Regions from separate parts of the Homo sapiens genome. Here regions 2, 3, 4 and 5 are each linked to region 1. The links are chromatin loops, found by intact Hi-C in ENCODE. Cell type or tissue: Calu3. All regions are shown on one strand. Region 1 overlaps PPFIA2 (PPFI scaffold protein A2). Region 2 overlaps PPFIA2 (PPFI scaffold protein A2). Region 3 overlaps PPFIA2 (PPFI scaffold protein A2). Region 4 overlaps PPFIA2 (PPFI scaffold protein A2). Region 5 has its middle 32 kb from the start of PTPRQ.

Region 1 (5,000 bases):
CTGTGTAGTGGCTCACCAACAACAGCAGTGTTCATTTCTTAAAGGCAACAGTGACCTAGGGCCTAGTGGGACCATGTAGGGTGCAGTGGAAGTTGGAAAATCAGTGACATTTAGTGTTCTGTGACAAGTGTCCTCACTTGATGGGTGCTGGAATGAAAGGTTAATGTTTAGTGTGATCCAGGTTACTCCTAAGCGTTTCATCCTTGTTTCTATTTTCCAAGCCAGGTTTCTCAGGTTTTGGGTAGCTCTGTGACCTATTAAGCACTCCTTCCATAAGTTCCTTACTGATTAATCACAAACCTGAATCTGTGGAAGAGAGGGCATTGAGTATAGATGGTAATGAATGGATGAGAGAGGTGATGTTTGAAGATGAAAGATCCAGCCCTCCCCCAACCCCAAAAAATTAAAAGAGAGTTTCTAACTGTTAAAAAGACTAATTATTGATTTACTGAAAAAATGTAGTGGTCATTAATCAGTTATTTTTAATCTTAAAGGCTTTTCGTACCAAAAATGTATTTTAAATGATTCCTACATTTTAAATTTCTACCTAGTTAGAATATAATATTGAAGCTCATTCAATGGAATCTAAATTTTTTATAGTAATTGATTATATTATACAATTAAAAAATTCATATTATATATAAATAACCTGAATCCTTGTTACATAAACATTTTCAAAGCTCGTATGATCTCATTTATGTTCATTTCTCATTGTGATGGTGCATACTGAGCTGGTTTTACCTTATCTTTTGGCACATATCCCTTCTGGAAGAGGTAGAAAGGTCAACTAATTTAGATTACCCAGGGCAGTGTGCTCAGCATCTCTCTGCCTGTGGTCCTTTTCCTCCATTGTATTGGCTCTGGGCCACTCCTGAGTATTTGAGCACTGAAAACAACAGGAGGCTATAGGCCTTATGTGCAATTGGATCCCTTTGCTCTAAAAAGAATGGCTTCTGAAACCTGCAAATGTGACCAGGAAACAGCAGCTTCAAACAAAGAGGACTCAATAGATATTTTGACTTGCATTCTAGAAATCAGTTGGAGGAAGTGAAAAAAGAAAAAAGAGAAAGGAGCTATTGATTGCTAATCAGTTCTTGCTAACTAGAAGTAGGACACATAGAAAGTAGATGTTATGACTGGACGTGGTGTCTCACACCTGTAATCCCAGCACTTTGGGAGGCCAAGACAAATGGAACACTTGAGGTCAGGAGTTCGAAACCAGGCTGGCCAACATGGTGAAACCCCGTCTCCGTTAAAAATACAAAGCAATCAGCCAGACATGGTGGTGCATGCCAGTAGTCCCAGCTACTTAGGAGGCTGAGACAGGAGAATCCCTTAAACCTGGGAGTTGGAGGTTGTAGTGAGCCAAGATCACGCCACTGCACTCCAGCCTGGGTGACAGAGTGAGCCATATCAAAAAAAAAAAAAAAAAAAAAGGTAAAAGAAAGTGGATTGTGGATTTAGTCGAGATCATGTGGCTCAAACTTCTTTTACAAATAAGGAAAGCTTAAATAGGTAGCTTGGGATCAATTGATGCTTAATACCTTAAATGCCTGATTGTATTCATGTTGTTACTTAATCCATCTTTGATGATAGAGGTGCTCGGTTGATTAAATATGTCAGTTCAAAAAAAGAATTTTTTAAATCATCTTATGATATCTTAAAATATCCTTTCTCCTGAAATTATATGAAGTATAACATTGGAACTTTATTTTAGGAAATGAAAGCCTTATATCAACTTCATGAATCAATGAATGCCCATGGTTTAAAAATTAATAAATAATCATAGCAAACTCTCATATACTTAGGTATTGTATTTATTGAATAATTTTATTGTAGCCAATACTGAATTTTCAGCAATCAAGATTTTGTCTATAATTCATATTTAAGATTTTTCATTTCAATTTTGTCCTGACATATTATTAAGTCAATTTTAAGATACCATGTGTTAACAAACCCTCGAAGCATTTACTAGATGGAAAAAAAGACATACAATGTTTTCATTTTGTTGTTAGTAGCTTTACAGATGGCCACAAGAGGGCAACCTATGAAAGTAATTGAAATTCCAAGGAAAAACCTCTGCAACGTTTAATATGTGCGTCTTAGGTAACTTGGATCATGAACTTAGCATTATTGTCAGAATGTATAAAAGAGTTCCATTTCAATTTTTTTCAAACTGGAAAATCAACTGAGACAAATTAATGTCTACATTGCCCTTTAGATTGTGGTATTGAGAGTTATGTAATAGATATATCCCATGTGTGACACGGGAATCAGATGACATCTTTCTAGTAATGATGTCTTGGAAAAACAGTTGCAACAGACTGTCAGTACTTTCCTAGGAGAGTGACATTCTTTGTTTTTTAAAACAATTTTAATTTAATGGGTACATAATAGTTGCACATATTTATGGGGTACATGAGATATTTTGTTATAAGTATAAAATGTATAATGATAAAATCAGGCTAACTGGGAAATCCATAACCTCAAACATTTATCATTTATTTGTGTTACAAACATTTTAGGCCCACTCCTCTAGTTATGTTGAAATATTCAATAACTTATTGTTAACCACAGTTACCCTATTGTACTACCAAACTTTGGATTTTATTCCTATTATCTATTATAAATAGATGCTCATTTTAATTTGTATCCATTTATCAGCCCCTTTTTGTCCCTCCCCATCCCATTACCCTTGTCAGCCTCTGATAACCATCATTCTTCTTTCAACTATCAAAATGACTCTTGCTTTTTAAAGATAGTCATGGATTTTGAGACCTTGCATAATCATTGATAATACCATTACCTGCTTTCAAGCACATCAAATGAGACCTGAGGCAAAAAAGTATCCTTTATGGATTAAAATAGTTTTGATAGGTAAAATAGATCAATTACTAATTTGTGTATTTCTCTATGATTCAAGGTAGTGTAGTATAAAATGATTAAATTTTACATCAAGATGAAAAAGTGTCTAGAGAATAAAGAATGATTTGGCATACTGAGTACCTCAAAAATCCTTGCTCACCCTAACATCTCACCCCAACAATCCCCAAAATAATACACATCGTCCAAAATGTACTTTAACTTTTGTTCCTAGGAAAATAATGCAGTAGAGTCCTCTAATTGAATTTCTGGAAGCAGGTGTCCTTTATAATAGCATCACCTTATTTCCTGCCAAGAACATAATGTGCAGCACACAATTCCAGTTTTATTAATTTTGTCATTGTTTGCAGTACTTTGCCCATCCTACCAGACATACTGCAGGGTGACTCAAACAGCACAAGAGATAAATTCTATTCATATCCCAACATTGTGTTTATTTGGTTACATGCCTTAATTTTCAAGATTATGCCATTTGTTAAATTTAATAAGGTTTTAATAATATTGGATCAAATATATCATGCAATTATATTTGGATGATGCCTCAGATCATATAATGTAGCCTTAAAATTTGGGGTTTTATAAGTTGGAATAGGCCACTTTAGAAGAAAATATTCCTTTGATGAACAACATAAAAAGCTTGAAAATAGTTTATTTTCCAACTTACAGAAAGTTATTATTTTAGATAGCTTTAGAGCCCCCATCCCACCCCCTTTTTTTTAACCTAGTATGAATCCTCTACGTAGTTTGATGTTCCTTTAATTAGGAAATATACGTAAAGTTAATCTACAATCTTGTAAATAACAGCATGAATTGATAACTTGAAGACCTATGAATCAAATTTAGAAAAGGAATAACAAATATGAGCTTTATATATTTTGCTTTTGAAACTGGACATTTCTGTCAACTTAGTAGAGCCCTGTGGTTGAGGTTTTTTAAGGAAATGTGACAATTTTTGTTATTGAGAATTATCCCTTTCTCTTTCTGTGACTTAGGCATCATTTCTCTCTCTTTGACAAACACCAAAGGCTATATACTATATCTTATGTATAAATAATATACTATAATATACTATATTTATAATATATTTAATAATATATAAAATAGCTACAGGAAGTAAAAGTAGAAGGAAGGGCAAATAAATCAGGAAATTATAATAATGTTTAGAAAAATGTTGGAGGGTAGCAGAGGTAATATATAAATGAAATCAATCAATATTTTATTTTAATACCTACAATACTAATTATCCTTAAATTAGATGTCCAAATATAATGGTTGCAAGAATCTTTTCTTTCAGGTTTGTGTCATTAAAATTCATTAACAGCCTTAGAAATCATGATTTCAAAAGTTAAGTATCTTACCTAGTGACACATAATAGATACTACACAATGTATCAGAGCCAGGATTCAACTACACAATGTATCAGAGCCAGGATTCAACTCATGCCATCAAATTCCTAGTCAGGTCATCACATATATATCATACTATTTATTATATGTGGTTTGATTTTTGTCTTGTGAAAATTCCTCCTTCACAACTCTTTCCAAGTGCTTAGGACATGTCCATGCAAATCAAACACATTATAGACAACCTCGACATATTTGACTTACAGAGATTAATATGTTTAGGCCCTGATCATGACCCCATTTAAAGTGTGTAAGTACATAGTTTTAGCAACTAGGAACCTCATGATTCTCATGAGCTGAAAAGATACATTTCTGACATCCATGCTGTTCTTTATATACAGCATACTTATGTAGTCATACAGATATATATATGTGTGTATATATGTATACACACATATGTATAATTTATATCTATTCATACAAACATATTGTGTGTGTATAATATAGTCTTTATATAATAAAATCAGTTTATTTAGGGATCGTAGTGACATTTCCCATACTGCCATACATTTTTAGCAATGTATGTATTGATTTATTTTTGTTTTGTTATTTCAATAGTTTTTGGGGTGCAAGTGGATTTTTGTTACATGGATGAATTACATAGTGGTGAATTCTGGGATTTTAGTGTGCCTGTTCCCCGAGTAGTGTACACTGTACCTAATGTGTAGTTTTTTATCCCTGGTCACCCTCCACCCTCCCCCTTCTGAGTCTCTG
Region 2 (5,000 bases), 360 kb after region 1:
AGATGGTAGAATTCAGCACAAATATCAAAGTAATAATATTAAATGGGCAAGAACTAACTACTTCAATTTAAGGACAGATTAAAAAACAATGATATGCTGTATACAATGGACACACTTTCAATATAAGAACATAGAAAACTTATTAGTAAATGAGGTATACATGCAAATATTAACCAAAGCTACTGTGATTCTTCTAATATCAGAATATAAACTTTAAGGCAGGAAACATACTAGAAATAAGTTGGCTATTTTCAAATAATAGAAGGAAAGATATAGCAAATTAGTATACATCTAATATGTAGATTTAAAATATGGAAAGTAAAAACTGACAAACCTTAAAAGTAGCAGACGTTTTCAGTTCATAATGGGTGTTACTGATTAAAACTACAATGAGACACCCCATGTATTAGTTTGTCAGGGCTGCTGTATCAAAGTACCACAGATTGTGTGTCTTAAACAACAGAAATGTGTTGTCTCACACTTTTACACACTAGAAGTTCCAGACCAAGGTGTTAGCAGAGTCAGTTGCTACTGAAAAGAATCTGCTATTCGCTTCGCCCCCTGACTTCTGGTGATTTGCTGGCAATTTTTGATGTTCTTTGGCGGGTAGGAACATCGCCACGATCCCTGCCTTCATAGTCACATAATGCTCTCCATGTGTGCATGTCTATTTCCAAATTTTGCCATTCAAGAATGATAACAGTCTCATTGAATTTGGGCCCACTCTATTGACTCATTTTAATTGATCATTTCTATAAAGACCTGATATCCAAGTAAGGTTACATTCTTAGGTACTGGAAGTTAGGGCTTCTACAAGAATTTTGGGGAACACAATTCAACCCATAATACCACACCTACCATAATGACTAAAAAAAGCAAGACAAAACAAGAACAAAAATGAGAAATACAAAGCATTGGTAAAGATGAAGATGTTCAGACATTAATAATGCAAGGTTAAATTGTGAGAGTGGAATTTGCTTAGCAATATCTGCTAACAAGTAAACACATAACAATTCTATTCCTTGTTATTTATTCTACTGCAACATGTAAATATACAAAACAAAATCCATGTATAACAATATTCAAAGCAGCACTATTTATTGTTTTTTTATTTCAATAGGTTTTTGGGGAACAGGTGGTGTTAGGTTACATGAACAAGTTCTTTAGTGGTGATTTTTCTGACATTTTGGTCCACTCATCAACCAAGCAGTGTACCCTGTACCCGATGTGTTGTTTTTTATCCCTTGCCATCCCCCACCCTTTCCCCCTCAAAGGAACACTATTCTTAATAACCCAAAGTGGAATCTACTCACATGTCCATCTACAGTAGAATGGACACATTGCAGCATAATCATGCAATGGGATGCTAGATAGCAATGATCATGAACACGCCACTGCTATTTGCTAAAGCGTAGATAAATTCCATATTGAATGAAAGGCAGACAAAAAAGTACATATTGGGTGATTTTATGTATGAAAAGCTAAAAAAAATAAATCGGGCAAGGCGATTCTGTAATGAAAGAAGTCAGAATATTGGTTACTGTTAGGTGAGAATGGTGCCTGAGAAGTTGCATGAGGGGACCTCTGTGGGTCTGTGCTATCACTGTATTGCTTCAAAGTTATACACAAGAACATCTAAGTTGGTTATAAATGGATAAAATAAGATAAATAAGGATTTTCAAAGACTCATCAAAATAATTATTTAGAACATGCTTTTCAAAGGCTTATTGAAACAGGTATTTAAAACAGTTAAAGTTGAAGAATATTTCCTGAAAGATTTTTATACTTTGTCTGAAAGAGCTAGGCACTTCATTAGAAAGAAAAAAAATGGACAGGAAAACTTACTTTTACTTTAATAGTAATTATAGTTTCCTTTCCCTTTCTATGGGTAGTAAAAATGTTTTAATTTTTTTCTCATATCCCCTTAAGTTTCTTAAAATTCTTTCTTTTCTATGGACAATTTTAGTCCTTCGGACTATTTTACTCATTTTATATAGCATTCTGTCAACTTTTAATGGGAAGATATTGAAGAAAATAAATGATAAAACATAATTTGATGTTTTTATCTAAAAAAAAAGAAACGGCATTTTTCTCTGAAAGTTTTATTTTTAGAAAATAAAAATCAAAGAAATTTTTTCCTCAATAGAATACTACTTTCAATAGAGTGGAAACAATTTTTGACATTTGACTGAGTGCTTGAATTTTGCATTAGCATGTGATTGGGAAAAATGCATTGAAATATAATACTAAGGTAAGTATCCATCTGTTGATGCCTTATATTATTTTACCGTTCTGTTCTTATATATTACTTCAGGTGAAAAAAAATCTTCTAGTCTATATGCCAATGTTTAGGTAGTGGTTAACAAACACTTCTGATGAAAGACAGTATTACAATCTCGTCTGCTGTTTACTGAAGAGGTGTGTATCAAGACACAAATAAGAAATGTCTCCCTCTGATGGTAAAAATATTGAACTTCAGACAGACACCTAGTTCTCTAGTATGAAAACAAGAAACACAGACATCGTGTTCTACGCGACTGAAGTGCTGTCATTTTAGCTATAACAAACACTCTGAAAAATAACAACTTTTTTAAATAGAGACTCGAAAAGATTAATTATTAAAACAGTAACTACACACAAATGAAGGGAGCCAGATGGATTAGAGTGTGGATGAATCAGCATAAATGTGACCTGGCCAGATACCCATGGCTCATTTCAGCCAGTGGTTCTACTATGAAAAATAATGCGCCGGGCGCGGTGGCTCACGCCTGTAATCCCAGCACTTTGGGAGGCCGAGGCGGGCGGATCACGAGGTCAGGAGATCGAGACCATCCCGGCTAAAACGGTGAAACCCCGTCTCTACTAAAAATACAAAAAATTAGCCGGGCGTAGTGGCGGGCGCCTGTAGTCCCAGCTACTTGGGAGGCTGAGGCAGGAGAATGGCGTGAACCCGGGAGGCGGAGCTTGCAGTGAGCCGAGATCCCGCCACTGCACTCCAGCCTGGGCGACAGAGCGAGTCTCCGTCTCAAAAAAAAAAAAAAAAAAAAAAAAGAAAGAAAAATAATGCATCCTAAAATGATGCATCTCTTTTCCTAGACGTGTTGGTGTGGAGCAATGACCGAGTTATTCGCTGGATACAAGCAATTGGACTTCGAGAATATGCAAATAATATACTTGAGAGCGGTGTGCATGGCTCACTTATAGCCCTGGATGAAAACTTTGACTACAGCAGCTTAGCTTTATTATTACAGATTCCAACACAGAACACCCAGGCAAGTCACTTTCTGCTGTAGTCTCAATGTGTTCTGGTTTATATAATGATAAACTAAACTTTTAGAAAAAAATTGGCTGTGTATTCATGATTGTTAATGAAAGTTAACTCAATGTTTGAAATATGTCACTGGGGTTTTAATTTCAGGCTAGTGGATTTCTAGCCAAAAAAAAAAAAAAAAAAATCATACAATTAAACAAGAAAGGGATTTCGAAGTTATGTGGCCCAGTCTCCCACCTGAATGCCAGATTCCACTAAATGAAATCCCTGACAGATGGCCATCAGTCTCTGCCTCTCTGAGAGGCAGTCATTTCTATTTACATGTATGAATTATACAGACTCTTAGCATTGGATATGTCAGTGATTCCCAAAACTGGATAATAATTTGAATCAGTATAGTTCCTTATGAATAAAAAATAAAACCTCCAACCCACATCATAGTCCTAAGACATCAGTTGTCAAGAGATAGGGCATAGGAATCTTTATTATCAAAACTTTCCTCAAATGATAATCATTGGCCAGGTTTGAGAACTACCTACATAGATTCAATAAAAATTTGGCAGTCTCGTTTCACTTTTTATTTTGTTTTTACATATTTCAGAGATTAAACAAAATACTCAATTGAAATATAGTAACGAAGTGAGGCCAAAGCCTCTTGACCTCAGATGTTTATGCAAGACTGTCTCTCTACTGTTCACAGAAAAAAAAAAAAAAGCCCTGTTTTTTTTGTAGTTAAAATTTACAATGGCTAATAACAGACATGGAGGGCTAAAAACTTCAAAACCCATAAATAAAGTATGGTTTATAATACATTATCAGATAAATATAAGCTACTTGATTTTTAAAATAAAATGTGATTTCGGTGATGGTAACTGTAATTTGACGTCAACAGGCAAGGCAGATTCTTGAAAGAGAATACAATAACCTCTTGGCCCTGGGAACTGAAAGGCGACTGGATGAAGTAAGTCCACCTGTTATTCAAAAGAGATCTGAGAGAGTAAAAGAAAAATGATAGAACATCTTTGTTTTTAAGGAATAGTGCTTGGAAATTAATCAAATGACTGTTCTATGGTTAGAATCAATAATTTTCTCCAGGTTTGTTGTTAAATATTCAATCTTATTACTTAATTTTGGAAAGAGCTATATTAATTCATAAATATTATCATTTCAGCAGGTAGAGATACTAAACAGTAATTTACAAAACATTTTTATGAGTCGTGACTGCAAAACGTTGGGCAACATTATTTTAAAAAATTAGAAAAAAGTTAAAACACTAATGTTGATAAATTCAGCTTTTTAATAAAGAGTGCGTGTATTTCTTAAATATCAGTATATCTTGCCAGGAAATTTTAGAAAATTAAAATGAGGATAAAACTTGCTTCAATAAATGGAAAGCTTTTTATTATTTTATATATTGATACTGAGTTTTCCTTCAAAACAGATTAATAACATTTTAACAGTCATAGAATTTGAAAGCTATATTGAATATAAGAATCGCTATATAATATGTGCATATTAAGTTATTTGGAAAATAATAAACATGTAAGTAGCCTCCCGAGATGAATGAATACAAGGGATATCAGCAAATGCTGTGGACTGTAGACATTTTAATAGTCTTTCTGAGTTTTTCTACAGGGTCTTTCTGGAAGAAGTGGGAAGGAAACCTGAGCATGAAATAGAAAATAAAGAGATGCATAATTCTGTGTTGCAAAGTACAGGTGTTCCTTAC
Region 3 (5,000 bases), 300 kb after region 1:
GAATAAGCAGAATTCCCAATTGCATGTATAAAAATGCATATATTATTAGGTTAGGGCCACTTTAGCAAGTTTCCTTTAAATGCGTATGAAAAGCAATATACACATTTAAAGAGCTTTTTTTGCCTCTAAATGGCAATTCTTTTATGGTTATCTGCCAGTTTGTATTATAATTGTCTGAACTCATTGACCTACTATAATAGGCTTAATAAAAAAATAATTTCACAGTGACAAAAACACAGCTTCAGCAGTACACCAGCATCATTTCACAAGTACAGTCGTGCATTGTTTAATGATAAGGATACATTCTAAAAATTGCATCCCTTAGGGGATTTTGTTGCACAAACCTAAATAATATAACCTACTACCTACCCAGGCTGTATGGAATAGCCACCTACACACCTAGACTATAGGTATAGCCTGTTGCTATAAAAAATCCACAATATGTGACTGTACTGAACACTGTAGGCAATCGTAACACAATGGTTAAGTATTTGTGTACCTAAACATAAAAGGTATAGTGAAAATATGCTATTATAGTTTTATGGGAACACTGTCATAAATGCAGCCCATCATTAACAGAAAGGTCTTTATGTGGCGCATGACTGTATTTTTCTACCTCTAAAATTTGGGTGTCTGTGTCGGCCTTTACGCCAAAACTTAGATTGTTCCTTGGTGCTAAGGAACCAATAGTTACAATGTAAATTCCACAAAGTGTCCATTAGAAATGACTCATGCTCTGCATAGTGAAAGGGTCTTTCTTTAAATAAAGTAGTATTTAGCTCCAATTATGACTGTATTTGTTACATACCCTTTATGAGCCAGGCACTGTGTATAGATACAGTCTCCGGATAGCTAACAGACTAACAGATGTTGAACAATTAAGTAACAATTTATAAATTCAAATGTGTTTTAATACAAACCATGTGCTATTTATTAATGATGAAGACAGTTCTACTGAAAGAAAGATGAAGCCACCAATCATCAGCAGATTGTAGTAGTTAGAGATCTCTTTTTCACACAATGACAGAGACCTCTGCTGGACAAATGGAAGGACAGAGGCCTTGCAATATGGGTTTGTCAAGCAATTTCTACAGACTTGTATCTCAAGGGCCAATATGAAATAAGTGATTTTGAATGAAATTTAAGGACTGGGAAATGGGGAGATATTTGTCTTTGTTGACCTAAATACCAAATAGAGATGCTCTCTAAAAGAAAAGATGTTTATTTAGGAATAGAGCATTGTGATAAGAATATGTATGTCATAGTAAACTATAAACTATGTGTATACTCAGGGAAGGAAAGGAAGACAAAGATTTTTAAAGGCAAAAAATTAAGAACATTACATAATTTTTTGAAATAATTATCTTTGGCTACTCAAATTAATAACAAGCGTGCCACCAGTCAGAGGTTGGACAGGCAATTGCCAGACAGATATACCTATAAAAATATTTTTTGGCATGGGATTGCAATGGCCTTCGTGCAAGGTTGTGGCTTTCGTAGGGTCTTTTGTTGTTGTTGTTGTTGCTATCGTGCGTAGGAGCATGAGAATCCTCTGTTCATGGCCTTCCCTGGCTCTACTTGCCAGGATTTTCTTAACAATAGTGACTCCATTTTGATTCTAACAACTTCCACACCTTCACAATCCAAATGAATAGATACCTCCAACTAGTTCCATCCACAGATCTAGGCATGTGAGTTTCCTTCCTGTGCCCTGAGCCCTGAGCCTTCGCAAGCCCTACATTTTGTAGCAACTTCCTTGAAAAATTTTAAGACTCCCTCTGATGTCTGGGAAAGTTCAGGGCTGGCAGTGCCATCTGGGCAAGGCACCCCCAGCTGAGACCCGGACCCGGGGTCTAATCACTGGAAGCATCGAAATGTTCTCAGTTACCGTTCAGACACTGGGACCAGAAGGGAAGTAGTGCCATCTGGACATGTTGCCCGATCCAGCCAAACAGCAGGAGCCTGGGTCCCTGTTTCTCCCCTTCAGGGTTTTCTTTGACACTCTACGCCACGCATGCACTCGACCAGATGCCCCAGGGAGCCTAGTGAGTCGCATCTATGGAGTCATCCTGAGACAGTGGTCTGACCCTGTTTTCAAGAGGGTGGTCTGGCAATTGGATCCCTCGCTCCCACTGGCAAGAATGGTATTGTATGAGATTGAATCAGTAGATCGTTGTCCCACTGATTTTTTGGTGGTTCAAAACTGTTTACACAGGAAGAGGGGCTGGCAAAAAAAAATCCTTGACTGTGCCTGTCACACCTTAGGAGTGGTCTTGCCCTCAATAATTCCAAGTCCTCGAAGGCCTCACAAAAGTAAAGATGCCTGAGTGATAGCCAAGAAAACTTTGAGGGCAAGAAGGCTGCCTTGCTCATGCCCAACCACTAGGCGGACCCTGACAAGGTGATAAACAATTTATTATGTAAGTAGTCTGCTGAATCATGGGACTCAAACCTTCAAGCCCAAGCACTTCAGGCCATGAAAGGGGTGGAGTTCATTGTGTTCTTTCCACATAGTTTCCTAATAGACCTCCTGAAGAATGAGTAACCCCTAGTTTCCACAGGCCAGTGTTTCTCCTCTGAGGCACTCATCATTTTGAGAATGACAAGCTAGGCCAGGCATGGTGGCTCACATCTGTAATCCCAGTGCTTTGGGAGGCCAAAGTCAAAGGATCCCTTGAGGCCAGCAGTTGAAGACCTGCCTAAGCAACATAGCAAGACCTCATCTCTACAAAAAATAGAAAAACTAGCCGGGCATAGTGGCACACATCTATAGTCCCAGCTACTTGGGAGGAGGATGGGTTGAGTTCAGGAGTTTGAGGCTGCAGTGAGCTCTGATGGCACCACTGCACTCCAGTCTGAGAGAGACTGAGACCCTGTTTAAAAAAAAAAAAAAAAGAAAGAAAGAAAAAAAGAAAAAAGAAACAAGCTGCAGTTTCTCTATTTAATGAAGGATGTTTAGAATCCTTGTCCCCTGTCCAATATGTGCCAATCATTATAATACCCAAAAAAATGCACCCTCCCTCAACATACACAAACATTTACATTCCCTCTGTGGATGTACTGTATCCAGGTAGAAACTCTGGTATATAGTGCTGGCCAACATTGATACAATATAAGCCACAAATGTGAACCACATATGTAATTTTAAATTTTCTGGTAGCTACATTAAGAAAAGTTAAAAGAGATAGGTGGGATTAATTTTAATCCTATATTTTATTTAACCTGATATAGAAACAATAATCTCATTTTAACACATGATCACTTAAAATTTATGAATTACATGTATTTTTCTACCACGTTTTCAAAACCTGGTGTGTATTTTACACTTACAATACATCATCTGAATTAGGCACATTTCAAGAGCTTAATAGTCACATGTAGGGAGTGAATAAAATATTGGTATAGATAAATAGATATTTCTGAAGTTCACATAGCCATATGAGCCCACTGATGCCTAGACAAGAATGAGACAGACTCTCACTGGATTTAGATAATCATCCATAGAGTAAAATAATTAGTAAGCTGGTTTGGCTAAGGTCACCCTTACCAGCTAGTTTATCAAGTATGTGGAAAGATAAACATTAGATGAGTGAAGCAGCTAGGTCAATTCTGTGAAAAAATGTCCTCCCTCAGAAGTGTTTTAATTGGGCTGAAAATATGCACTTGCTGGGACTTTTCTCCTGGTTAAGCGCACTGGCCTGAATGTGTTGCTTAAAAATAGCTTTACTTACAATGGCCTTACGTCCCATTTGTACTTGGCATTTTTGAGTAGGATGTAGTTCCAGTTATCTATCAAATGCTTTGAAAAAAGATACTAGATTTTGCAATACTCCGAGTATTTCTAAGTTCTTCATGCTTTTTATTTTATAGTTATGAGAAAATAAAATGTCTAGATTTAACTCACAAAATATTCCTAGATTTTTCTTTGCTTTTATTTCAAGTTTTATTATTTAAAAATGTGATTTTTTTCTATTAAAATTTTGGGTATATGAATAAATTTAAATCATAATTTAAATGTTCTTATATTGCTCAGAAGAATAAAAGCCTGATTCATCTAGCCACCTGGTGGTTGAAAATCTTTCCTTGTTTATTGAATATGTCTGCCTCATCAATCTCTATGTCCCTATATGGACCATTCAAGAATTTTATAACTTTTAAGTGACTCATTCATTTTCATTTACATTTCAAGAAAACATTTTTATTATTATTTGAAGACTATGAATAATAATTTATTGATATACAGTAAGGCAAATATACAGATGAGAGAAATAAAATGAAAATATGCACTCACTGTACATAATGGAAAATTTCCCATTTGAAAATGTTTCTTTCCCAAGAGTACTTTAGTCACCAGTAGAAGGCTTTCCTAATCCATACCAAGAAGAAAAATCTTTCATAATAAAAAAAGATTTAAGTACCCGTATTCATTAAACATGTGAATAATAACTAAAACAAATTTTGGCCCTCAAACTCCACATCTCTGAATTAGATCTATACAGCAATAAATGTGTTTTTAATTAAAGGAGACTTTTAAAAAATTATATAGTTCAGTAAAAAGGTTATCAGGAATGAGATTAATTTATTTATATCAATGTTCCCAAGTTAATATTATCCAGTATTATAAATTATTTGGTAAAATAAAGTATTAAAAACAGTAACATCAAAATTTGCTTTTGGCACCTTGGTAAGATATTTTACTTTGCTAAAGAGAAACCATATCTTGGTCGAGTCCTGCAAATGTTAAGTAAGGAAGTGTCCACTACAATGAGAGAAGAGCAAAAGTTGTCTTCAATAGTTATTTACTGATATAGTGATGAAATTTCTTGCATAGTCTTTGTGAGAGTTTATATTAGCTTAAATCTTTCTACCTAATCTTGACCTTAACTGGAGTTTAATTTTCTTTTATTAAAAAAAGTATATACCTTAACTCATTTAAAAATAGTGAGCATTTTCATTTAGCTCGACTTCAGAACATAGGAGTAAGTCCTTATTTTTCAATT
Region 4 (5,000 bases), 180 kb after region 1:
AGACTATGTATTTAAGAAATCATATTCCTATGTCACCCACAATTCACATGTGATGCAAAGGTATTATGTTCAAAGAAGAATACAGTTTGTTCAAATTTATTTTTTTCTTTTTTTAATTCTTTTGAGACGAGGTCTCACTCTTGCTCAGGCTGGAGTGCAGTGGCACAATCATGGTTCACTGCAGCCTAGAGTTCCCTGGACTCAGGTGATCTTCCCACCTCAGCCTCCCAAGTAGCTGGGACTATAGCCACATGCCACCATACCCAGCTAATTTCTGTTATTTTTTGTAGAGATGGGGTTTTGCCATGTTGCCTGGACTTGTCTCGAACTCCTGGGCTCAAGCAGTCGGCCCGTCTTCACCTCCCAAAGTGCTGGGATTACAGGCATGAGCCACTGCTCCTGGCCTATTTAAATTTTTGTAATTCAATCCTACTTTATTTTGTGTTAGTCATGTGGAAAGTCAATCTGCTATGTTTTTATTCTGAGGTCAAAGCTGAAATGTATGTCCTGGCCATGTATTATGTTTTCTCCACAGAAACACCTCGTTGACATTGCAAAAATTTGAGTGAATGAAAGAAAATCAGTCATCACTGCAGTTGTTCTTAAATCCAACTGCCTCAAGTTATTAAATTAAGAATATCCTAATAAAATCATTATAATATTATAAACAATTATACAAAAATAGAAATTTCAAAAAATTATAGTGGATATTTATAGAAACATACAAAGAAGTTTTTGTTCAATATTTTTATACTGATAAAAATGTAGAAAAAATATTGAAACAAAATTTGTTATTCCTAAAACTCCTCTGACCATACTTTGGCAAGTATATATTTACAGAAGGTTATATTTATAGAAAATAATTTATTCCTGATGTTATTTCAACTCAAAATGATCAATAAGACATGTTTTGACAAAGTTATCTGAACTAATGAAGAGGTAAAGAAAAACTGGGAATTTTTGTATAGTTATTGCCTGTGAATGTCAGCGTGAAGAACATTTTTATTGTCGGAGTTGTTTCAACTATTTTTATAGCTGAAGATCTCAAAGGATGTTTTAAATTGTTCATAATGTTTTAGAATGTAACTATTGTGTGACTTTGAATTCTCACTCATAGGTGGGAATTGAACAATGAGATCACATGGACACAGGAAGGGGAATATCACACTCTGGGGACTGTGGTGGGGTGGGGGGAGGGGGGAGGGATAGCACTGGGAGATATACCTAATGCTAGATGACGAGTTAGTGGGTGCAGCGCACCAGCATGGCACATGTATACATATGTAACTAACCTGCACAATGTGCACATGTACCCTAAAACTTAAAGTATAATAAAAAAAAATTAAAAAAAAAGAAAAACGTTATGGTTTTGAGAAACAGTATTCATATTGTTATGATTTCAAGAAACAGTATTAATACCTAGTTATAAATAATAAAGCTGTAACTTAATCTCATGGATCATAAACTTAAAAAGAAGACATAATTGCATTTGACACATTTCTTACCATGCCCTCACTTTTGTTTTGAGCCAAAGGAATTATCTTAACAGATATTGAGATACAATTAGACACCCATCACTACTAAAGAAAAATTTTTTCTTATTGACAAATCTCTGCCTGTACGAGTTAATAATGTCATCCAAATGTATTTCATCAATGGGTAGAAAATACGGTCCAATTCAGAAAAGGAAGACCTTCTCAGCTGAAAACAGATAAAGATTCTACATATGTGTACATGCATGTGCGTATATAGTTATTTATGAAAGTTCTATGATAGGATATGATCAGTACAAGAGTAAATAGGATAGGACATACGCCCTCCCAACAGCTATTTCAATTTCATAATCAAACATGAGCATAAGAAACATGGGATTTTAAACGATATTTGAGGGTAAAAGATATGGAGTGGGTTGAGTAAGAAGGCAACCAATTTAAAGGTTTTCGTTTTCAGATGTTAATGTCATGCTATATGACCATATTACAGCAGCCACATTAGTCTACAGGGAAGAATGTGTTTCTGTTTCAGTGCCATTTATAATTGGAAATAACTATTCACAAGGTTTTGTTGAATTAAGATCTAATAGGAAGTTATATAGTTTTAGAAATCCTTACAGAATCATAGTAAAATAAAAGATTTAGATTACCTGGGCCATCTTGCTTTTCAAGGCAAAACTTAGTCCAAAAAATTCCCAATGACGCATGATGTGTGGGTTTGTGTGGGTGTGTGTGTGTGTGTCTGTGTGTGAATATATGATACATATGTGTGTATACACATAGAACCTGTGGTCATTTAAAGAAAATTCAAACATAGGATTCATGGCCATTCACATAGTCTCTACAATCCTTTGAGTATACCAAAGAGAGTTCCATTTGTACTTTCTGTGAGAATTATTAAATATTAGGCTAAAGTTGTAGCTCCCAGTGAAGGTGTGTAATTAGTAGATTGTTAATGGTATCTTAGCTAAGTATCACTTTTTGTACTCTTAATTTATTTACTTTTATTTTTAACCTTAAATTAGGCCATATATATATGCCAGATGAGAACATTTTTGTCCATATTCTTCAATCTGAATAATTGATGTTTATCATTAACCCAATTCAACAAGTATTAAGTACTTATTATGTAGAATATTTTCCTTGGTATTGGGGATAAGTGAAATCGTTCATCCCTTAAGGAGTCTGTTTATATTAATAAAAACATATTTGGTTTTTATTATCATGTAGATGAGAGTTCCTAATTGCACAAAACAGAGTATATAGCTTGGCTGTTTAAATAAAGACATTAATTAAAGCATATAAGAAATCTCTAAACTGAGCTTTCAGACAGTCTCTAGGACCACATTTCTTAGCTTTGTAAATTTTTCTCACAAGCCCAGTCCCAGAAACACGCAGCCTCTGCCACTACCCCTTCCCAGCATGGTTCCTCTCTGCCCCGTCAGGCTAACTCCCAGGGTGGTCAGGTCTGGTTGACTGATCTTAAGTCACAGGTCTGCCACCTAGTGGTAAACATTCCCAAGAAATGTTACTGGGAAGATGGGATTTGGATTGTGAGGAACTATCAAACAGTCAGGGGGAGGGGTAGAAAATGGGGATAATTAATGGGTAAAAGATGGTAACAGGGTACAGAAAACAGAAAAGAGAATAATGTATTAATGTACATTATATATATATATTCACACACAAACATGCATGCGTGTGTGTATATATAGTGTGTGTGTCTGTATGTGAGCGTGTGTATGTGTGTCAACAAAAAAGGAATGATCCTCTTTTCTCCACTAGTCACAGGTCCTAGTTGGCAGTTATGAATTCCAATTATAAACCTTGGTTTCTGGACTTACATACATGGATCCATAGCTATTCCAAGAAAGAAACTCTATCTTATTTCTATCAGTAGTTCTGAGGATATACTAATTCCAGGATGATAGAATTCCTACTTAGCAATGTATTATGTCCAAGCTTGAATTGTGCTGGGTCAACTGGCTAGCCACATGTAGAAAGCTGAAACTGGATCCCTTCCTTACACCTTATACAAAAATTAATTCAAGATGGATTAAAGACTTAAATGTTAGACCTAAAACCATAAAAACCCTAGAAGAAAACCTAGGCAATACCATTCAGGACATAGGGATGATAGGACTTCATGTCTAAAACACCAAAAGCAATGGCAACAAAAGCCAAAATTGACAAATGGGATCTAATTAAACTAAAGAGCTTCTGCACAGCAAAAGAAAATACCATCAGAGTGAACAGGCAAGCTACAGAATGGGAGAAAATTTTTGCAACCTACTCATCTGACAAAGGGCTAATATCCAGAATCTACAAAGAACTCAAACAAATTTACAAGAAAAAAAACAAACAACCCTATCAAAAAGTGGGCGAAGGATACGAACAGACACTTCTCAAAAGGACATTTGTGCAGCCAACAGACACATGAAAAAATGCTCACCATCACTGGCCATCAGAGGAATGCAAATCAAAACCACAATGAGATACCATCTCACACCAGTTAGAATGGCAATCATTACAAAGTGAGGAAACAACAGGTGCTGGAGAGGATGTGGAGAAATAGGAACACTTTTGCACTGTTGGTGGGACTGTAAACTAGTTCAACCGTTGTGGAAGACAGTGTGGCAATTCCTCAAGGATCTAGAACTAGAAATACCATTTGACCCAGCCATCCCATTACTGGGTATATACCCAAAGGATTATAAATCATGATGCTATAAAGACACATGCACACTTATGTTTATTGCAGCACTATTCACAATACCAAAGACTTGGAACTAACCCAAATGTCCATCAATGATAGACTGGATTGAGAAAATGTGGCACATATAAACCATGGAATACTATGCAGCCATAAAAAAGGATGAGTCCATGTCCTTTGTAGGGACATGGATGAAGCTGGAAACCATCATTCTCAGCAAACTATTGCAAGGACAAAAAACCAAACACCGCATGTTTTCACTCATAGGTGGGAATTGAACAATGAGAACATTTGGACACAGGAAGGGGAACATCACACACCAGGGCCTGTCATGGGGTCGGGGGGAGGGGGGAGGGATAGCATTAGGAGATATACCTAATGTAAATGACGAGTTAATGGGTGCAGCACACCAACATGGCACATGTATACATATGTAATAAACCTGCACGTTGTGCACATGTACCCTAGAACTTACAGTATAATAATAAAAAATAAAAAAAAGTCTTGGCTTATTTAACCATTCTATAAGTTCAGCTACTTCTAAATGATGTAATGGTGTGATAAAATCCGGGGTCCCTGGGAGCACCCATCAATTGCATTACTCTTTTCACTGTAAAATCAGATTTTTTTTTGTTTTTTTTTTTTTGTCTGAAGTAATGTTGTATATCATAACATGACTGTAAGCAAAAACTCGGTAAGATGGTGTTTCTGGTAGAAGTATGGTCATTAGAGAAAGCAAATCTATATCCAAAAAGGGGGTTTATTATAGTGAGGAAAAACTGCCTCCTCTTTAA
Region 5 (5,000 bases), 1.2 Mb after region 1:
TTAGTTCATATCTCTAAGGATAATTATGCAATTTTAAACTTTTTAGTAGTTTTACTTTAAAAATCTTTAAAGAATTCTCTATGATTTTTATAGTTTGCCGAAACTATTATTTGAACTTTTATCCGTTTTAAAGTTGACTTCTTTATCAGTACAATTTAATATCACATTTTAACTTCTCAGGAAAATATTCTGGGTGGAACCCTTAGTCTGCATCCCATATCTTAATTTCACAAAACTGTAGCTGATGTTTAAGTTAATTATTTATGTAAAATTATCAGAAAATGCCAGAGTAATCCAATTAGAAACACTATCCAATAAGATTCCAGGGTGAAACAACTTCAGAAAATTATTCTTATATTCTTGCAAAACCTAAAAATCTATTTAAACATTTACTGCAGTGGAGGACTTAGATGTAATCTACCGAATGCCACATATAAGCAGAGATTGAGGAAACGCTGGGATTTGGTGGGTCTGTGATAGCGCTGAATTTGCTTACAAAATTGTCTGTGCATGTATTTGCATTTTCATAAGAGTTAATTTTTTTTAAATTCTCAAGAGGCTCCATGACCCCAAAAAGGTTCAGTGTTACTAAATAAAATATACTCCAGAGTATGTATCAAGGGTGTTCACATTCTGTGCCTAGCTTACATTTTCTAGACTCTCCCTACGTGCCCCTCTGTTCTCTAGCCATTCCTAATGTTCAAATGTTAGTGTCTTCAAAAAGGCTTCTCTAGCTTTCCTAGGTCAGCTTTGTTGAATGTCTTTTCTCTGTCCTTTGCCTAGGCACATGCTGCTTGCTCTACCTGCAGCATCTTTCTGCCTCCCTACTGTCACCTGCTGGCTAATTTCTACTCCTTCATGATTAAGCCCATCACTTACCCATGACCATCGGCACCCTGAGTTTGGGCTAACTGATCCTTCTCTATGTTCCCATAGTATCCACAGCATAACTACTCTAATGGCAATTATAATGCGGCACTATCACTGTTAACTTATTTGTCTCATTCTTACTGAGACTAGGTCTTCTTCATCTTTGTATCTCTAGTGCCTAGCTCAGTTCCTGATACTGAAAAATAATTCATTGAGTGAATAATGAATGAAAAAAAGAATAATTCCTCAAGCTTTAGAGAGTAAAGGAACACTGGATTACTAAATCCTGGACATGCACTGGTATATCAGCTTACAGTAAAAATACACAGCAAATGACTCCCCAAAAAATTAAAAGTGCTGATTCACATTGTACCTTTTATGAAATAAATAGGTATATTTCCTAGAAGATTTTAAGTCGACTTCAAAATTAATAAATCTGTGAGAAATCCTCCTAGTCCATCTGTCAATTAAAAATGAAAGCACCTTCCTAAAGTGTAAAGGACCCAACAAACCAAGCATTTGCCAATGGAAGGATACTTAGTCTGAGTTTGGAGAAGAGAAAACACCTGCTACTATCCAATTGGAAAAATATTTTTATTAGGATTTGCAATACTGAATACTTGTATGTTAAGCATTGGTTTTTAGTAAGCATTAAATTGTATCTATTATTGTTATTATTTTCAAAGAATCTTAAATATTCCCAATAAGTATAGGAAGGTTAATTAATCTATATCTGTGCACATGCAGGTTTTCCATTCCACCTACTTCAGCTCTAGGGTGTTTAAATTTTAGCTGTTGAAATTCCAAAGAACTTTGCACACTGCATGTCAAATACACAACACACACTACACTTATAAGAATATATTGCCAAAATGTGCTTAATTATGCATTGTTTTGTAAGATAATGTTTTATCTTTTTAAAAATACGTCCTTATATTTTATGGAATAAATAGAATTATTAATTAAAACAATCGATTACTTTAATGATTATGTTCTGGACAAGGATTCAAAAACTGCTATGTGGAGGTTAAGAGGAGGGTAGAAATGCATTTGCCAAAAATGCTAGTATGAGACTGCCCCCTAGAGGTCAATACATTACACAGTGTGAGAAAATAAAGAACCAAGTAAAACTGATTAAAATATGCAGACCTGTTCGTTGGGTCTAGTGTTACTAAAAAAAACTGGGTGAACTAATATTCATGTGATAATTTGTTTATCTTATGATAAATAAAGATAAATTTATTTTCCACCCAAGGCTATGACAAAAAAAGATGTCTTCTAGGGACTTTGGTAGAAAAAAATGCAGATTGGAATAATGTTTAAAGAGCTCATGTAAATCTAAATAAATTTAGTATTTTTGAATACATGCTTAGAATTGTGATTCAACATTCAAAAACATGTTCAACTTATTTGTACTTATGAAGAATCAACATAATTAAATATCAGCAAAATAATATTTTGAAATATGCAGTTAACTATTTCTTTTTATTATTTTAGATTTTGGGATAAGTGTACAGGTTACATTGATATATTGCATAACGGTGAAATTGCACAGAAACAGAAACTATCAGTTTAGAATTTTTTAGTAGAAGGCAATACGCAGCCATGCTTACCTGTAATGACTGAAAGTGGTTTCTCCAAGCAACTTAAAGTTCCTCTTTCTGCTACACTGAATAGATATACCAGATAATGATGAAAAGACTTGAGGTCTCCAACTATGGTTGCTGTGTTGCGTTTTTCAACAAGCACCTCTTCTGATGTATTGTTTTCAACATCCAAAATAGTGATAAGGTAATGATGAAAAAATACAGGATCTGGAGGATCCCAGTGTAAAAATACTTCTGTTATGGTAACATGTGTAACTCTGAAATTTTGGGCTGACAAAGGGCCTGGGAGATAAAGACAACCAAAAAATATGTTGCTTAGTAACATGATTTGGCAGAATACTCTCTCACTTCTCAATATTTCCAAATACTCTAGCTTGGAAAAGAAACAAAAACTGGGGGTGAGTCCTGGCTCTTCCACTTTATAGTTTCACTCCCTGAGAAAATTACCTACCCCCTCTGACTGCAAAATGGGAATTACATTAGTAGGTACCTCATAAAGCTTTTGTGAAGATTAAATGAGATGAAGAACGTAAAACACTTGGCACAGTGTTTGCCACACGCTATTGTTCAATAATTATTTTACTATTCTCACTACCAAAACAGTGTGCATGGCATTTAATGGTCATACATTATATATGTCTCTTACCTCTTCTGCCTTGTCAGACTAGAGGGCAGAGACTTTGTTATTCACTCTTCGTTCTTATTATCACTGCAACACAGGCACTCATCCTTTTACAGAACTGTTTCCCTACTCTAACCATTTCATCCAGTGCCAGTGATTGTCCTAATTAATGCTTCCAGATTAATTTTCTTATTATAGTACCTTGCACATGGCGTCGAAACTATATCCATCCCCCACTCCTCAATATACATGTGCTAACACATTCTTGATTCTTTCTCTAGGAGCAACAGCTCAGGAGTTACAATAAGACCATCTGGGTTCTTGTGTGGCTTGGTTGCTTAACAAAGCATGTTACTCTAGTCAGTTTACTTAACATTCCAGAAGTTCAGTTTTCTCATTTCTATATAGCTACTCCCAGGGTTGAGGCAAGGACCGAATGAGATAATGCATTGAAAGTGCTTTGTAAAATGTAAAACAAGTGCTAGAAACTATAGTCTTAATGGATTTCCATTGCTTCTAAGGTCAAGTCCAAGCATCTGAGACAGATACCCCTGCCACTCCCAAGTCTGGCACCATCTACCTCCCACACTGATTTTACCCTCATGCCCAAGGAAATTATCTTCTCTAGTCAATCTGCACAAGTCTTCTTACACAAATTCTTATGTCTGCACTGCTGCTCCCAACATGCTTTTTCTTCATTCAAATTTCAGTCTAAGCCTCTCCTTTCCATGAGTCTTCTCCTGTCATCTACTGTATGAATTCAAGTTAGCATTTATTAAATGCACCACTGGTTGGATATTTAGGTTATTCTTTTGCTGTATAGTTTTGTTTGCTTTTATTTTTATTCTTTACTAATTGTCTCCAGTGTGAGCCTATTAAAGGCAGGGATGCATAGCTGTCCCTTTCCTGCTCTCAGCACATATCGGAAATACAGCTCCACAAAAATTTATTGATCATCCCCTATGAGGTAGGCACTACTCTAGCTGGTACTGTAAGACAAATAAGACATAGTTCATGTCTTCATGAGGTTTGTAGTTTAACAGAAAAACCAACGCATAAACAGATTGATTACAAAATTATTACTCTTATTATTATTATTATTATTTGAGACAGAGTCTTGCTCTGTCATCCAGGCTGGAGTGCAGTGGCATGATCTCAGCCCACTGCAACTTCTACCTCCTGGGTTCAAGTGATTCTCCTGCCTCAGCCTACCAAGTAGCTGGGACTACAGTTGTGCACCACCATGCCTGGCTAATTTTTGTATTTTTAGTACAGACAGGGTTTCACGGTGTTAGCCAGGCTGGTCTCAAACTCCTGACCTCAGGCAATCCACCCGCCTAGGACTCCCGAAGTGCTGGGCTGACAGGCGTGAGCCACTGCACCCAGCCTAAAATGATTAAATACAGAGGTATCTCCAGAGTTATATGAGAAAATACCAGACCCTCATAAAATATCTGCCAATGACAGTATTAAAAATTTTTTAAATTATATTTTCAGGTGTCTTGTAACTTACGTGTTTCTACAGTGAATATTGGACTTAAAGTAGTTTTTGCCTCCCATTCATTTATTGCGAAGAGTAAAAATCTATAAATATGACCAGGAAACAGTTGGGTAATTGCTTTTTCTGTAGTATTTGGGGGCATGCTTTCAAAATATTGTTCTTCTGTATAATCTAAAGAATATTTAATGATAATCTTATATCCCAATTTCACCCACTTATTCAAATTATTCCAAAAATTCAAATTATTCCAAATAATACAACTTCAGTTGTTCCAACATCCTTTATGTAAAGCAAAAAGCTTTCCTGCAGAGAAGGTACTGAAAAAATAGAAAAGATAATTATTTTTAATTACAAATTATAATTCCATAATGAAATAAATAAATTAAAATTAAATAATAAA

The links. Hi-C counts contacts between places; a loop is a spot of excess contacts. Peaks named below come from ENCODE experiments on the same cell type or tissue, not always from the same donor. Only the 100,000 strongest peaks of a DNase experiment are listed, where the experiment ranks them.
Region 2: it touches region 1 in a loop (9-fold over the local background); 10 of 110 quality-filtered maps call a loop at or near these places.
Region 3: a loop joins it to region 1, with 7 times the contacts of the local background. A loop is called at or near these places in 14 of 110 quality-filtered maps.
Region 4: it touches region 1 in a loop (9-fold over the local background); 69 of 110 quality-filtered maps call a loop at or near these places.
Region 5: a loop joins it to region 1, with 4 times the contacts of the local background. A loop is called at or near these places in 5 of 110 quality-filtered maps.

The regions. Positions count from the first base shown.
Region 1 is chr12:81,624,813-81,629,812 of GRCh38, reverse strand. The region is part of intron 4 of PPFIA2 (PPFI scaffold protein A2); the gene reads left to right. Among named protein-coding and RNA genes, the nearest start is that of PPFIA2, 130 kb to the left of the region's middle. In Calu3, no CTCF peak of the experiment used is centred here; a DNase peak (open chromatin) is centred at 2,042.
Region 2 is chr12:81,266,184-81,271,183 of GRCh38, reverse strand. PPFIA2 (PPFI scaffold protein A2) reads left to right here. Exons shown (of 33, transcript NM_003625.5): 29 at 3,097-3,272; 30 at 4,164-4,232. Among named protein-coding and RNA genes, the nearest start is that of PPFIA2-AS1, 11 kb to the left of the region's middle. In Calu3, no CTCF peak of the experiment used is centred here; no DNase peak of the experiment used is centred here.
Region 3 is chr12:81,326,714-81,331,713 of GRCh38, reverse strand. All of the region lies in intron 21 of PPFIA2 (PPFI scaffold protein A2), which reads left to right. Among named protein-coding and RNA genes, the nearest start is that of PPFIA2-AS1, 50 kb to the right of the region's middle. In Calu3, a CTCF peak has its summit at 2,375; a DNase peak (open chromatin) is centred at 2,393.
Region 4 is chr12:81,449,341-81,454,340 of GRCh38, reverse strand. All of the region lies in intron 5 of PPFIA2 (PPFI scaffold protein A2), which reads left to right. The region is part of intron 1 of PPFIA2-AS2 (PPFIA2 antisense RNA 2); the gene reads right to left. Among named protein-coding and RNA genes, the nearest start is that of PPFIA2-AS2, 35 kb to the right of the region's middle. In Calu3, a CTCF peak has its summit at 3,020 (motif pointing left); a DNase peak (open chromatin) is centred at 2,970.
Region 5 is chr12:80,409,498-80,414,497 of GRCh38, reverse strand. No RefSeq gene overlaps it. Among named protein-coding and RNA genes, the nearest start is that of PTPRQ, 32 kb to the left of the region's middle. In Calu3, a CTCF peak has its summit at 1,959 (motif pointing left); a DNase peak (open chromatin) is centred at 1,937.